Regions from separate parts of the Homo sapiens genome. Here region 1 is linked to region 2. Evidence: chromatin contacts called from ENCODE Hi-C or POLR2A ChIA-PET data. All regions are on one chromosome and are shown on one strand. The core of a region is the stretch at or near the end of the contact, and the rest is flanking DNA. Distances in the headings are between cores, read along the strand shown. Region 1 holds the start of MIR193BHG (MIR193b-365a host gene). Region 2 has its middle 29 kb from the start of LINC02130.

Region 1 (5,931 bases), core at 1,550-4,049, 98 kb after region 2:
GAAAGTAGCAAACCTCCCCCTCTTTCCCCGCCCCCCCGCCAGCCGGGTTTTGGACGCGCTCCCTGGGGGTGGTAGCTCTCTGCCCTCACCCTCCCGAGACTGCCGGGGCCTGAGTCCCTCGCTGTCCAGAATGACCCCAAAAGCGGGACTTTGAGGGCCAGTTGGATAAAACATAAACTCATCTCGCCCTCAAAACCCCGATTCTGAGACCACAGCCTCCAAAAGCCTCTTTTCCCAAGAAGTGAGTCCCCATTCACGGCTGACAGCACCGGGGCAGGCCGCCTTTGAGGCAAGAGTTTGGAGAACCGGGATCACTGAAGGAATCGTTACTGGGTGTTCCCTCAGGGCGGCGGTTCATCTCACCAAAATGCCAGGGGGTCGCTGTGGGAGGAGGGGACATTTGCCACACCATGGCTGAGGGCAAGAGGATCGCTTGATCCCGGGGTGTCTCTTCCCTCCCGGAGCAATCACCAATCTCGCCCAGCAAACAGGCCTAAAAGCTTCCCGGACAACACGAGGGGTGCCCCAAACGTCCCTTAGCAGCGGATAAATCGGGTGTCCGAGGTGCCTCGTACAGTTCCCCCCACCCCATCTCCAGCTAAATAAAGTTTGGTTATTTGTGTCCTTAATCGTCTCTCATTAAAGTCAAATTTGCTGCGCGCCCAAGTTGGGGGAAATGATTTCCATTTTAATAGCTTAATTAGCCTCTAGGTTCTGGAAAGGCCACTCCCCCACGCACCTTTTCTCCTCATTTTAACCCCCCTCCCTTTTTCACAACTTCTCCTAAAAATAAATTATAAATATGGATGTGTCCTCAGAGGACATAAGCGGCGCATTCCAACGCTCCGCTTGGTGGGGATTGGAAGCAAAGAGAAACCAGAAACGCCACTCCCCCCACCCCCAAATCAAAATGCCTTTTTCTTTTTTTTTCTAACTTCTTTTTCCTAACTTGGTGTTGTCTCGGGCACAGACACCCCGCTCCGCACCCCGGAACCTAGTTTTTTTGCCCCCGTCCTGCAGAAGCTAAAGCCAACGCGCCAGGGCTGCCTGCTTCTCGGGGGGAGGGAGCTGACAACTTTAGGGGGCGGCGGTAACTCTCTGGGGACGGTGGTTCCCGGCTAGTCCGGGATCCCCGGGGCCCGGCCCCCGCAGGCGCCGCCGCCCATGCCAGCGGGGCTCGGGCGCACGTGGAGCGGCGGGCGCGGCCGGCCTGCTCCGCGCGCGGCATTGAGATCGGGGTCACGCAGCGAGTCAGTTTCCCGAGCGGGCTTTCCGGGGTGGGGGCGGGGACGCGGACGCTCCACCGCCTCGTCAATTTCCAAGCCCAGGCACTAGGGAGGCTGGGGGCGGCCTCGCCCCCTTCCTACCTCCCGGCTTCACACGCCCCTCTGGGGAGCGGGGGAGGGGTCCGAGGGGGAGCCGGGGTGGCGGCAGCGGCGGCAATCGCAGCCCAGACAAGCGTCTCGCGCCGAGTCCCGAGAGAACCGCGCGCTCCCCCGCCGCCACCTCCCCTCTCCCGTTCCCATCCACCCCGCAGACAGCCGCCCCACACCCCTTCGGCCCTGGGGGCTTGGGCACCCACCTGCCGCGATCCCTGCCTTGGCTGGCGGAAGGTGCCAGGCGGGAAGAAGGGGAGCACTCACCGCCGCTGCCGCCTCCGGGGGTGCACGGGCCCCCCCACCCAGGGCTGCGCCTTCCCGGGCTCCGGGCAGGCGTGCGCCGGGCGGGGGGCGCCCCGCGGGCCCTGCAGCCTCCGCCTCGATTGGAGCCCAGCCTTAAATCCTCCACCGTGGAGAAGAAGGGTACTTCCAGAAAAAAAATCCGCCCCTCCCCAGACGAGATCCAAGTGATGGGCGGGGAGCGTAGAAAATCCTTTTCTGCAGAGAGCGCGCAGCCGACGGGGCTGCACCCGGCCTCCACGGTCCGCTGCCGCCACAAAGCCGCGCCCCCGCCCCCCCCAACCCCCCAGCGCCCTATGGCCGGCCCGGGGCGGGGGCTGGGCCGGCCCGGGGTTGGCCGCGCTGGGGAGGCGGCGGCGGCAGCGGCCCAGGCGGCGGGGCGGCTCCTCCCCGGCCAGGCAGAGAGGGCGAGAGCCTGGAAGCCTAGCGCGCCCGCCCGGGTGGGGGTGGGGGTGGGGGTGGGGGTGGGGGTGGGGGCGGGGGCCGGGGTGGGGGGGCGCCTTCCTAGAAACGCTCGCCAAATATAGTCAGCGGATAGGGGCATTCCTAGAAATGCGGCGGCGACGTCAGCCTCGACCCTGGGGGCGGGGGGCAGAGCCCGGGGTGCTTCAAACAGGGGGCACGGAGGAGGGGGAAAGAGTCCCCACTTCCAGTACCACCGCAGCCCACAGACGGAACCGAGGCCGGGCTTCCCTCCCGAGGGGCGTGCTGGAGTCCTCCAAAGGCGCTTGAGGTATCCGGGAGCTAGGGGCGCATCCACTGAAGATTCAGACCCGGTCTGTCCCCCTCTTTCGGGAACACCCAGTGCCAATGCCAGCTGGCGCTTTTGGCCCTTCCCCCAATTTTCAGCACCCCCCGCTTCCCCCGCCGCACAAACACACACAACCCCCGTGAACAAACAGTAAAAGTAGGAGCAGCATCAGGCAGGTTCCCCAAGCCTCTTACACCCACCCCATGACGGTCTCTCACCTCCTCTGGAATGGCTGGAGTCCCCTGGATCCCCCAGGGTTGAAATTGCACAGACACACTGTGTTCCCAAGAACTCCCCCAAATACCAACCCAGCTTCGGGCCAGAAAATAAAGTTGTGCTTCCTCCTCCCCAGTCCAATGTCACTTTGTTGCTGCTTCCGGGGCTAAGGGCTCTTGGAGAGGTGCTGGAACTTGGGGGTAGGGCACAAGGGTGTCCCCTCCACCTGGCAAAGATCTGGCCTCTGGTGCTGACACTCTCACCAGCCATAGCTGTAATACTTTTCATTTCCCGCAGTAAGGGAGATGCCCCCCCCCAGCAGCTCATCCCCTTCCTAAAATCTTCCCCCACCCCCACACCCCTGCCCAGGGACCCCCAAATCCATTGCAGAAGTGGCCCCTCTTTCGCAAAGAGAATCCACATAACTGAGACATGACTTGTCCCTCTCCACCGCCCAGCCTCTCTGCGCGAAAACGTGACTGGCCTGAACCTCCCAGGATCATAAAAAATGTATTTTGCTGTCCTCTGTTGGCCAACACAGGTCACGCTCATAAAACACACCACCCAACTTAGCGGGCAGTCCTGATGCCACAGAGGAGGTCCCAGGGACCCCAGCCAAGGGGAGCGAGCTGGCCTCCTCTCCTTCTGCCTGTGGTGTCCCTGCCCTCTCCATCCTCTTTCTTTCTTTTTCTTTTTTTTTTTTTTGTTTGAGACAGAGTTTCACTCCTCTTGCCCAGACTGGAGGGCAGTGGCGCGATCTCGGCTCACTGCAACCTCTATCTCCCAGGTGTAGGCGATTCTCCTGCCTCAGCCTCCAGAGTAACTGGGATTACAGGCATGCGCCACCATGCCCAGCTAATTTGTGTATTTTTAGTAGAGATGGGGTTTCACCATGTTGGCCAGGCTGGTCTCAAACCCCCGACCTCAGGTGATCCACCCGCCTCGGCCTCCCAAAGTGCTGGGATTATGGGTCATCTTTCTTATCTTGCAGCCGACGCACAGGACTTGCTCATGTCCCCTTTTCCTCATTGGGCCTTAATTCCAGAAATCTGGAGGGATTTCTTCCTTGCTCTAGGGGAGGCAAGGAAGGCTGTGTTCACTCTGGACCCGGGGTCGGTGGGGCACGGGGGACCTTGGGATGGTTTTTCCAATAGCAACTTGGAGAGGAAATGTAGCACAAAAGGCAACAGCTGATCACTGATAATAACAGTCCCCATTCCCCCCCACCCCGAGACCTAAGCACATGAAGAATAGTAACTTACTGAACTTACCCATTTTCCAGATCGAAAGACTGAGGCTAGGCCAGGCACCGTGGCTCATGCCTGTAATCCCAGCACTGTGGGAGGCTGAGGCGGGTGGATCATTTGAGGTCAGAAGTTTGAGACCAGCCTGGACAACGTGGTGAAACCCCGTCTCTACTAAAAATACAAAAAAGTTAATGGGGTGTGGTGGTGAGCACCTGTGGTCCCAGCTACTTGGGAAGCTGAGGCAGGAGAGTGGCTTGATCCCGGGAGGCGAAGGCTGCAGTGAGCCAAGATTGTGCCACTGCACTCCAGCCTGGGCGACAAAGTGAGACTCTGTCTCAAAAATAAAAATAAAAAATAAAACAAAAGACTGAAGCTTAGAGGTCAGTTGTTCATGGAACTAACACCTGCTGGCCCTCTGTGTGCCAGGCACAGAGCTGCTGCTAGAGCCCCCAGAGCTAAGGTGGTAAACAGCACAGGTCCCTGCCCTTGAGGAACTAGACGTCTCAGGGAAAGACTTGAGTCAACAGGTGAGCACTTCGCTGCCGTTATGGTCCAGGGCACCGCGACAGAGCGAGGCTGGGCTGGGGGTGTCCTACCCTGGCCCTTCCTGCAGGGGTTGTCTCCATCCAGCCTGCAGTATCCTCACCGGCTCTTCTTGCAAGCTGCATTGAAAGAGAGCGGCTGTGTCTCCCCCTGCTGCGTGTCGCCAGCTCGGGGGACCCCGGGCACTGCTTCGCCTCTCTGGGCCTCTGTTTCCTCCTTGGTAAAGTAGGAGTCACAAGGCCTGCCTTATAGGACTTTTAGCGGGATTGCCTGAGACAGACAACCTGTAGGAGTACATGGCAACAGTGATTGGTGAGCTTGGTGCTGTCACCTGGAGGATGGGATGTCTGAGCTGAAACTGTGAAAAAGGAAAACACTGGGGCCGGGCACAGTGGCTCACGCCTGTGATCCCAGCACTTTGGGAGGCCAAGGATCACCTGAGGTCAGGAGTTGGAGACCAGCCTGGCCAACATGGTGAAACCCCGTCTCTACTAAAAATACAAAAATTAGCCAGGCGTGGTGGCGCGTGCCTGTAATCCCAGCTACGCCAGAAACTGAGGTGGGAGAATCGCTTGAACCCAGAAGGTAAGAGGTTGCAGTGAGCCGAGATCGCACCATTGCACTCCGGCCCAGGCAACAGAGCGAGACTCTGTCTCAAAAAAAGAATACACAGGGCTGGTGGGAGGGATCGAGTCGGGGCAGCAGGCACCGCATGTGCAAAGGCCCGGCCCCTCTGGGGAACTAAAATAGCTGCAGCAGTGCTGCCTTGGGGGCCTCCAGGTGCTGCCCCCACCCACATCTGTGCCCTGAGCCACAAGATTTTGGAAGCTCACCTCATCTCTCCAGTTCAGGCCCTGCCTGGGCTCTGGGACACCTGGATCAGGTGCAGAAGGAAAAACCAGGCCACCAAAGGCAGCCAGGGCCCGACCTTTATCTTGCAATTGAAATCCCCTTCAGAGGTGCCCCCTGGATCCTTCTGAGGCCTGCCCTTGCCAGGCCTGGCTTGGCTTCCCCGTGACTCAAGCGAGTGGCGGCCTGAAATCCAGTTCAGCAGTGGAAGCGCCGCCAGACTCCGGAAAACAGCCCGCTCTTGGTCCGGAAGCCCCAGAGGCCCACCCTGGCCTTCTCCCAGGAAGGAGCCCCACCTGCATCCAGGTTTCTAGCCCCAGGGCGATGCCAAGGCCCCAGCCAGAACTAGGGAGCGGCCACGCCAGGCAGAAGGAGCCCTGGAGGGCCGCAGCCGTGCTCAGCCTCTGGGAAAGTCTTGGACTCTGGGCTCCCAGGCCCGCACAGAGAGGGTGGGCGCAGGCTTTGCCCTGCCCGCCTGTGGGCGCTTTCCTTGGGGCCTGGGGAAGGAGGACAGGAGGGTACCAGCGCCCAGTTACTGCCACCTCCTGAGCCTCCCAAAATACCCACAATGAGAAACTTCCCAAGCAAACATACAGAATGTATTGTACAATTGGTTTTATTTTTATTTTATTTACTTATTTATTTA
Region 2 (5,903 bases), core at 1,524-4,023:
CCTGACCTCTAGTGATAAGCCCGCCTTAACCTCAAAGTGCTGGGATTACAGGCGTGAACCACCGCGCCTGGCCCCCATTACCTTTTGTTGTGACTGCAGCAGACTCACTGGGGGGCTTCTGTCCCCAGAGGGCGGGGAGCTCAAGCTAGTTCATAGAGGAGGGGCAGGGGCCATTGGGCTGGGGCGGGGCCTGGATATCCTGACACGAGGGTCCTTCCTGTGCTGAGGTTCCGGACTGAGGCGGGAGTCAGTCTGAAGCCTGGCTGTGGGGCTTGGCGTCTATCCAGGCTGGAGTTGGCTCCCTCGGAGTGTGTGTCTCACTGGATTGGATCTGTCTGTGTCTTGGGGGTGTTCTTTAAAGGGAAGAACCTGACAGACTTCACACTACAGTGCCCCGTGCAGGGCCTGGCACACAGAAAATATCTATTGGACCAGTGAATGCATAACCCAAGGGACTGAACGTCCCCAGTGCAAACCAGAAGGGAGTTTGTGTCAGTGGGGAGTCTCCCAGGCCCCAGTAAAGGCTGGTTGACCACGTCCTCCCTAAGCTCTGGGTGTTGCCGAAGTGGCCTTGCTGCTCTGAAAACAACTGTGTGCATCTCAGCCTTGCCTCTCCCGGAGGATGGCCTCTCACTTCCTACGAGACCAGGACTGCAGCCTCGGAGAGGTTTGAGGGTGTGCCCAGGGCTACACACTTAGAGTGAGTTTGGGGCGTGAGGCAAGGATTTGTGTGTTGGCTGCCCGGCTAAGCACCTGGACAGTGTTCCGTAGGAAAAGAGAGCTGTTAAAGAATTTGTTTCTACCTCTTTTTCTTCTTGGTTTTGTTACTTTCCCCCAACATTTTATTATGAAAATTTTGAAACAGCAACATCAACTCACTAACATTTTACTAAATTTGAGTGATCACATATCCATCCCTCTATCCTTCCATCTATCCAAATTTTGGGTGCATTGTCTCTTTACTTTTACTTTTTCTTTTCTTTTTTTTTTTTGAGACGGAGTCTCACTCTGTTGCCCAGGCTGGAGTGCAGTGGCACGGTCTCAGCTCACTGCAACCTCCACCTCCCAGGTTCAAGCGATCCTCCCACCTTGGCCTCCCCAGTAGCTGGGACTACAGGTGCCCACCACCATGCCTGGCTAATTTTTGTATCTTTTAGTAGAGATGGGGTTTTTCTATGTTGGCCAGGCTGGTCTCGAGCTCCTGACCTCAGGTGATCCGCCCACCTCGGCCTCCCAAAGTCCTGGGATTACAGGCGTGAGCCACCATGCCTAGCCCGCCCCAGTTATTTTTTTATCCAAGCACCCTGTTCTTATCCTTCAAACGATGATTGCAATTAGGTACACACTATTTGTTTCCTTTTGCGTGGGGCTAGGTCTGTCTTGTTCCCTCCTGTGTTCCTCAGTCTGGCACAGGTTGCATGTTCTTAAGTATCTGCTGAACGAACAGATGAATGGGGGAGACGTTACTGGTCTTTGCTCCTCTAATGCTGCCCCCAACCCCCGATGTCATGTCTCGACATGTCTGATTTCCTGAGAGTGGCTTACGTGCCTGGCATGGTACTGAGCCTTCTATGAAGCAGCCCTCTGAGGGAGGGATCCCTAGATCGTACATTCACAGATGCGGCAGCTGAGGCTCAGAGAGGTGAAGCGACAGGCCCCGGGTCACACAGCATCGAGGGGGCAAGTCAGGATGTGATTGCAGTTGCTCCGACCCCAGGCCCGTGCCCTGAGTCTCTGCACAGCCATCCTGAGATTCCGAAGTGGGTCCCCATCATGTCCCGGCTCTCCCCACTTCAGAAGCAGGACCTTGAAAATTTCAAGGGGCCCCAGATACCCCCCCGGATGGCGTCCTGACTCAGGGCAGACCTGCCTCCCGGGCTCCGCGTTATGTTCCGCTCTTTCTCATTGCCTCCCAAATTAGTTCCACGTTCAGCCCGGGGCCTGTGGATTCCACTTGTTTTCTGTAACTGGAGCTCCCCCAGTGCTTGGCACCAAGCTCGGTGACTCTGCGTCGGCTCAGGTTCCTGATTTCCTTGGACAATTTCAAATGATTTCACTGGCAGGGAAAAGCCCAGCCGGGGGTCAGTGAGCAGATCACTCCCCTTTCCCGTAATCAGGTAAAAAAGGATCACAGATGATGAGCAGTTCCTCCCAAGACACACAGGCTGTAGGAACAGGCCTCGTTTTCTATTTTCACCGCGGAAACCACCTTGCAGGATGGGCCTTATGATCCCCACTTCACAGATGGGGAAGCGAGGGCTCGGAGAGGTTGGGTGCTTTGCTGAGAGTTGCACAGCAAATGAGTGGCAGGGCAGGATCTGTCGTCCCCTAGTCTGCTGGCCCCAACACCCAACCTCTTCCTCCCAGATTCTTTTCCGGCTCCAGGCTGCAACAGGAACCTGGCCCTGGGGACTCAGAGTGGCGAAAACCCAGACCTTGCGCACAAAGACCTCAAAGTCAAGCAGAAAAAGACTAGATTGAGTGCAAACAGTGATCAAAGCAGCACCCGCCAACATGAGACAATATGTATTTTTAGACAGTGAGTCAGTCCTGATGATTCACAGGCCTGGCTAGGCTTGCAGGGCAGCCCCAGGACACCAAGGGCAGGGCAGGAGATGAGCTACCCGGGGGCCAGGAGACCAGAAAGGGGTACAGGGCTGCGCCTCCTTATTCTCCATTGTGTTGTCAAGGGCTGGAGGTGGGGCTGGACTCCTTCCCACTTGATCGGAGGATGCATTTTCGAATAAGTACTTAACTAGCTCATGGTCACAGAATTAGAATGTGATACAAGCAGCCTCCCATCACTTTATAAGCATCTGCTCTGGACTGGGCACTGTGACGGGTGCTTGGGAGATGGCAGAGCATGAAACTGACAAAGTTCTAACCTCATGCAACTGATCTTCCAGAACAGGTGTGGGCATACTTTCTCCATAAAGGGCCACATAGTAAATATTTTAAGCCTCGTGGGCCATGACAACTCTTAAGGCTGCAGCTGTAGCTGGAAGGCAGCCGTATGCAATATGTAAATGAGGGGGTATGGCTGTGTGCCAATAAAACTTTATTTACAAAATCAGGCCGGGTGCGGTGGCTCACGCCTGTAATCCCAGCACTTTGGGAGGCCAAGGCGGGCGGATCACGAGGTCAGGAGATCAAGACCATCCTGGCTAACACAGTGAAACCCCATCTCTACTAAAAATACAAATAATTAGCTGGGCGTGGTAGCGGGCACCTGTAGTCCCAGCTACTTGGGAGGCTGAGGCAGGACAATGGCGTGAACCCAGGAGGTGGAGCTTGCAGTGAGTGGAGACTGTGCCACTGCACTCCAGCCTGGGTGACAGAGCGAGACTCTGTCTCAAAAAAAAAAAAAAAAAAAAAAAAAAAAATCAAGGAGCAGCTAGATTTGGCCTGTGGGCTATAATTTGTTGACCCTTCTTCTGGAAGATGCCTTCCTCCACACCCTGGTTCCCCTCATTTGCCCTCTGCTATGTGACTTTGGGACCCCTGATGGCCCTATGGACTGTGGCCTCCAAGGCAATGTGCTGGTTCTGCCAGTGAAACTGCTACAGTGCTCTGTGTTCCTTGAAGATGTGTTCGCATTTGGCCTCACAAGCCCCCACATGTAGCTCTTTCTGAGTCATGTTGTACTGTTACCTTTTTGGCACCAGCATCCGTGTATCACTTGGTTCAACCTAGTGCTTGGTCCATAGCGGGTGATGGATGAATGTTTGTAGAATCTGCAGAATGAACAGACCCAACGCTGTGCCTAGTCTTGTGTATCTTCACTTTAGTGAGAAACTGGCAATAGAGGGGGGGGTTGTGACAGAGACCAGGGCCCCCTCTGGTCTTCCTCCTTGTCCTCCAGGGGTCTAGGTACCCCACTGTCTCACCCCCACCCCGTGCTCACACGACAGTCCAGGAGGAAGGTGCAGGGCAGTGGGGAGGGCCTGGCTCGTTGTGGGCACCAGTGCTGAGCCCCGGCTTCCTGGTCTGTGAAATGGACGGGGATGAGGCTCACATCTCTCACAGAGGTTGCTCGTGGGCTCAAGTAAATCGCTGTGCTTGCTCAACCACCTAAATTCAAGATGAACTCTCTCAGGTGTGCCTTTTGGCTCTTCTAAGAGGTGGAGTTAGGCTGGGAGCGGTGGCTCACGCCTGTAATCCCAGCACTTTGGGAGGCCAAGGCGGGTGGATCACGAGGTCAAGAGATCGAGACCATCCTGGCCAACATGGTGAAACCCTGTCTCTACTAAAAATACAAAAATTAGCTGGGCATGGTGGCGGGCACCTGTAATCCCAGCTACTTGGGAGGCTGAGGCAGGAGAATCACTTGAATCCCGGAGGCGGAGGTTGCAGTGAGCCGAGATTGCGCCATTGCACTCCACCCTGGGCGACAGAGTAAGACTCCATCTCAAAAAAAAAAAAAAAAAAAAGAGGTGGAGTTAGCACCAGTCTCACAGATAAGTTAACAGAGACTGGGGCATCCAGGGACTTGCTTGAGGTCACAGCTAGCAGGTGCAGGGTAGGGTTCAGACCCTACCCTCTCTGTGCCTCCCTTGACCATGAGTCACCCTCTGTAATCAGCAACAGGGTGGCCAGAAACCTGCTGGGCTCTTTTCTGCCCCTGTATCTCTAGCAGATGGTCTTGGATAAGGTGGTCTTATCTCATGCCTGCCTGCCCCTCTACCCATGTCCCTGCCTTCTGCCTGCACCTGTTCAGTGGCCAGGTCAGGGGACAGACGAGGCTCCTTACTGCCACATGGGTGTTTGGAGAGTGGGGCAGGCAGCCCGGCAGAGCTGTTAAGCAGCAACCCCACCACCAGTGCTTCCGGATACCTGGACTCTGGGGCAGGAGCTGTGGAACTATCATTCTCAGATTCGGGCTCAAGTCCTATGTCGGAGGACAGCTAGCCTTATGACCTTGGAAAGCCAGGGAAGTCTTCCAAGCCTGTTTCTCACCTTCGTAATAGGAATGGTAGATGACACGCATTACACATAGTGGATTCTTATTTGTGGTAAAGTCTCTGCAAACACTGAATTAGCGGATCTGGAGCCATTGCTCCTAGGGAGAAATACAGGTTAAGTTCTTACAAACCTCTGGTCACACATTTTCATCAACAGATCAATACCTAACCTGGTTTTATGAGTTTCTCTGTAGACACTTTATTTAATATATAAGTGATTCATTAACATCGAACATGTTGGCTGGGCGCAGTGGCTCATGCCTGTAATCCCAGTATTTTGGGAGGCTGAGGTGGGCAGATGGCTTGAGCTCAGGAGTTTGAGACCAGCCTGGCCAACACAGTGAAACCTCATCTCTACTAAAAATACAAAAATTAGCTGGGAGTGGTGGCGCGTGCCTGTAATCCCAGCTACTCGGGAGGCTGAGGCACGATAATCGCTTGAACCCGGGAGGCAGAGGTTGCAGTGAGCCGAGATTGTGCTGCTGTACTCCAGCCTGGCGACAGAGTGAGACTCTGTCAAAAAGAAAAATAGGCCAGGCGCAGTGGCTCATGCCTGTAATCCCAGCACTTTGGGAGGCTGAGGCGGGCGGATCACGAGGTCAGGAGATCGAGACCATCCTGGCTAACTTACACAGTGAAACCCCGTCTCTACTAAAAACACAAAAAATTAGCCGGGCATGGTGGCGGGCGCCTGTGGTCCCAGCTACTCTGGAGGCCGAGGCAGGAGAATAGCGTGAACCCGGGAGGTGGAGCTTGCAGTGAGCCGAGATCACACCACTGCACCCCAGCCTGGGCAACAGAGTGAGACTCTGTCTCAAAAAAAAAAAAAAAATAGAAAAGAAAAATAATTAAACACATACATGTCCATAGGCAACAGCACTAACGCATGCCTGAACAAACCCTCTCTAACACATGTGTTTTCTCTGTAACGTAGTCACTCCT

What was found. Hi-C counts contacts between places; a loop is a spot of excess contacts on that map. ChIA-PET counts read pairs that join two places held with the same protein, here RNA polymerase II (POLR2A). Pooled maps may share reads with other maps.
Region 1: a loop to region 2 is called in a map of gastrocnemius medialis, with 5 times the contacts of the local background. The contact joins the promoter of MIR193BHG here to the enhancer-like site in region 2. A Hi-C loop is called at or near these places in 29 of 168 maps with a recorded cell type or tissue (B cell, GM11168, GM12878 and 22 more), 37 of 37 single-sample maps with no recorded cell type and 25 of 50 pooled maps. POLR2A ChIA-PET finds 5 or more read pairs at or near these places in 8 of 52 experiments (A549, AG04449, GM12878 and 5 more).

The regions. Positions count from the first base shown.
Region 1 is chr16:14,298,249-14,304,179 of GRCh38, reverse strand. MIR193BHG (MIR193b-365a host gene) reads right to left here and starts at 2,799. Exons shown (of 2, transcript NR_170633.1): 1 at 2,649-2,799. MIR193B (microRNA 193b) reads right to left here and starts at 213; the gene lies at 131-213. RefSeq lists silencers at 73-122, 1,076-1,315, 1,221-1,381, 1,666-2,155.
Region 2 is chr16:14,396,246-14,402,148 of GRCh38, reverse strand. No RefSeq gene overlaps it. Among named protein-coding and RNA genes, the nearest start is that of LINC02130, 29 kb to the right of the region's middle. Within about 2 kb of position 2,773, at least 16 of the 41 ENCODE cell types and tissues checked have a DNase peak (open chromatin) inside an H3K27ac peak, as active enhancers do; they include GM12878, HCT116, IMR-90 and 9 more, where a contact is called at or near this core.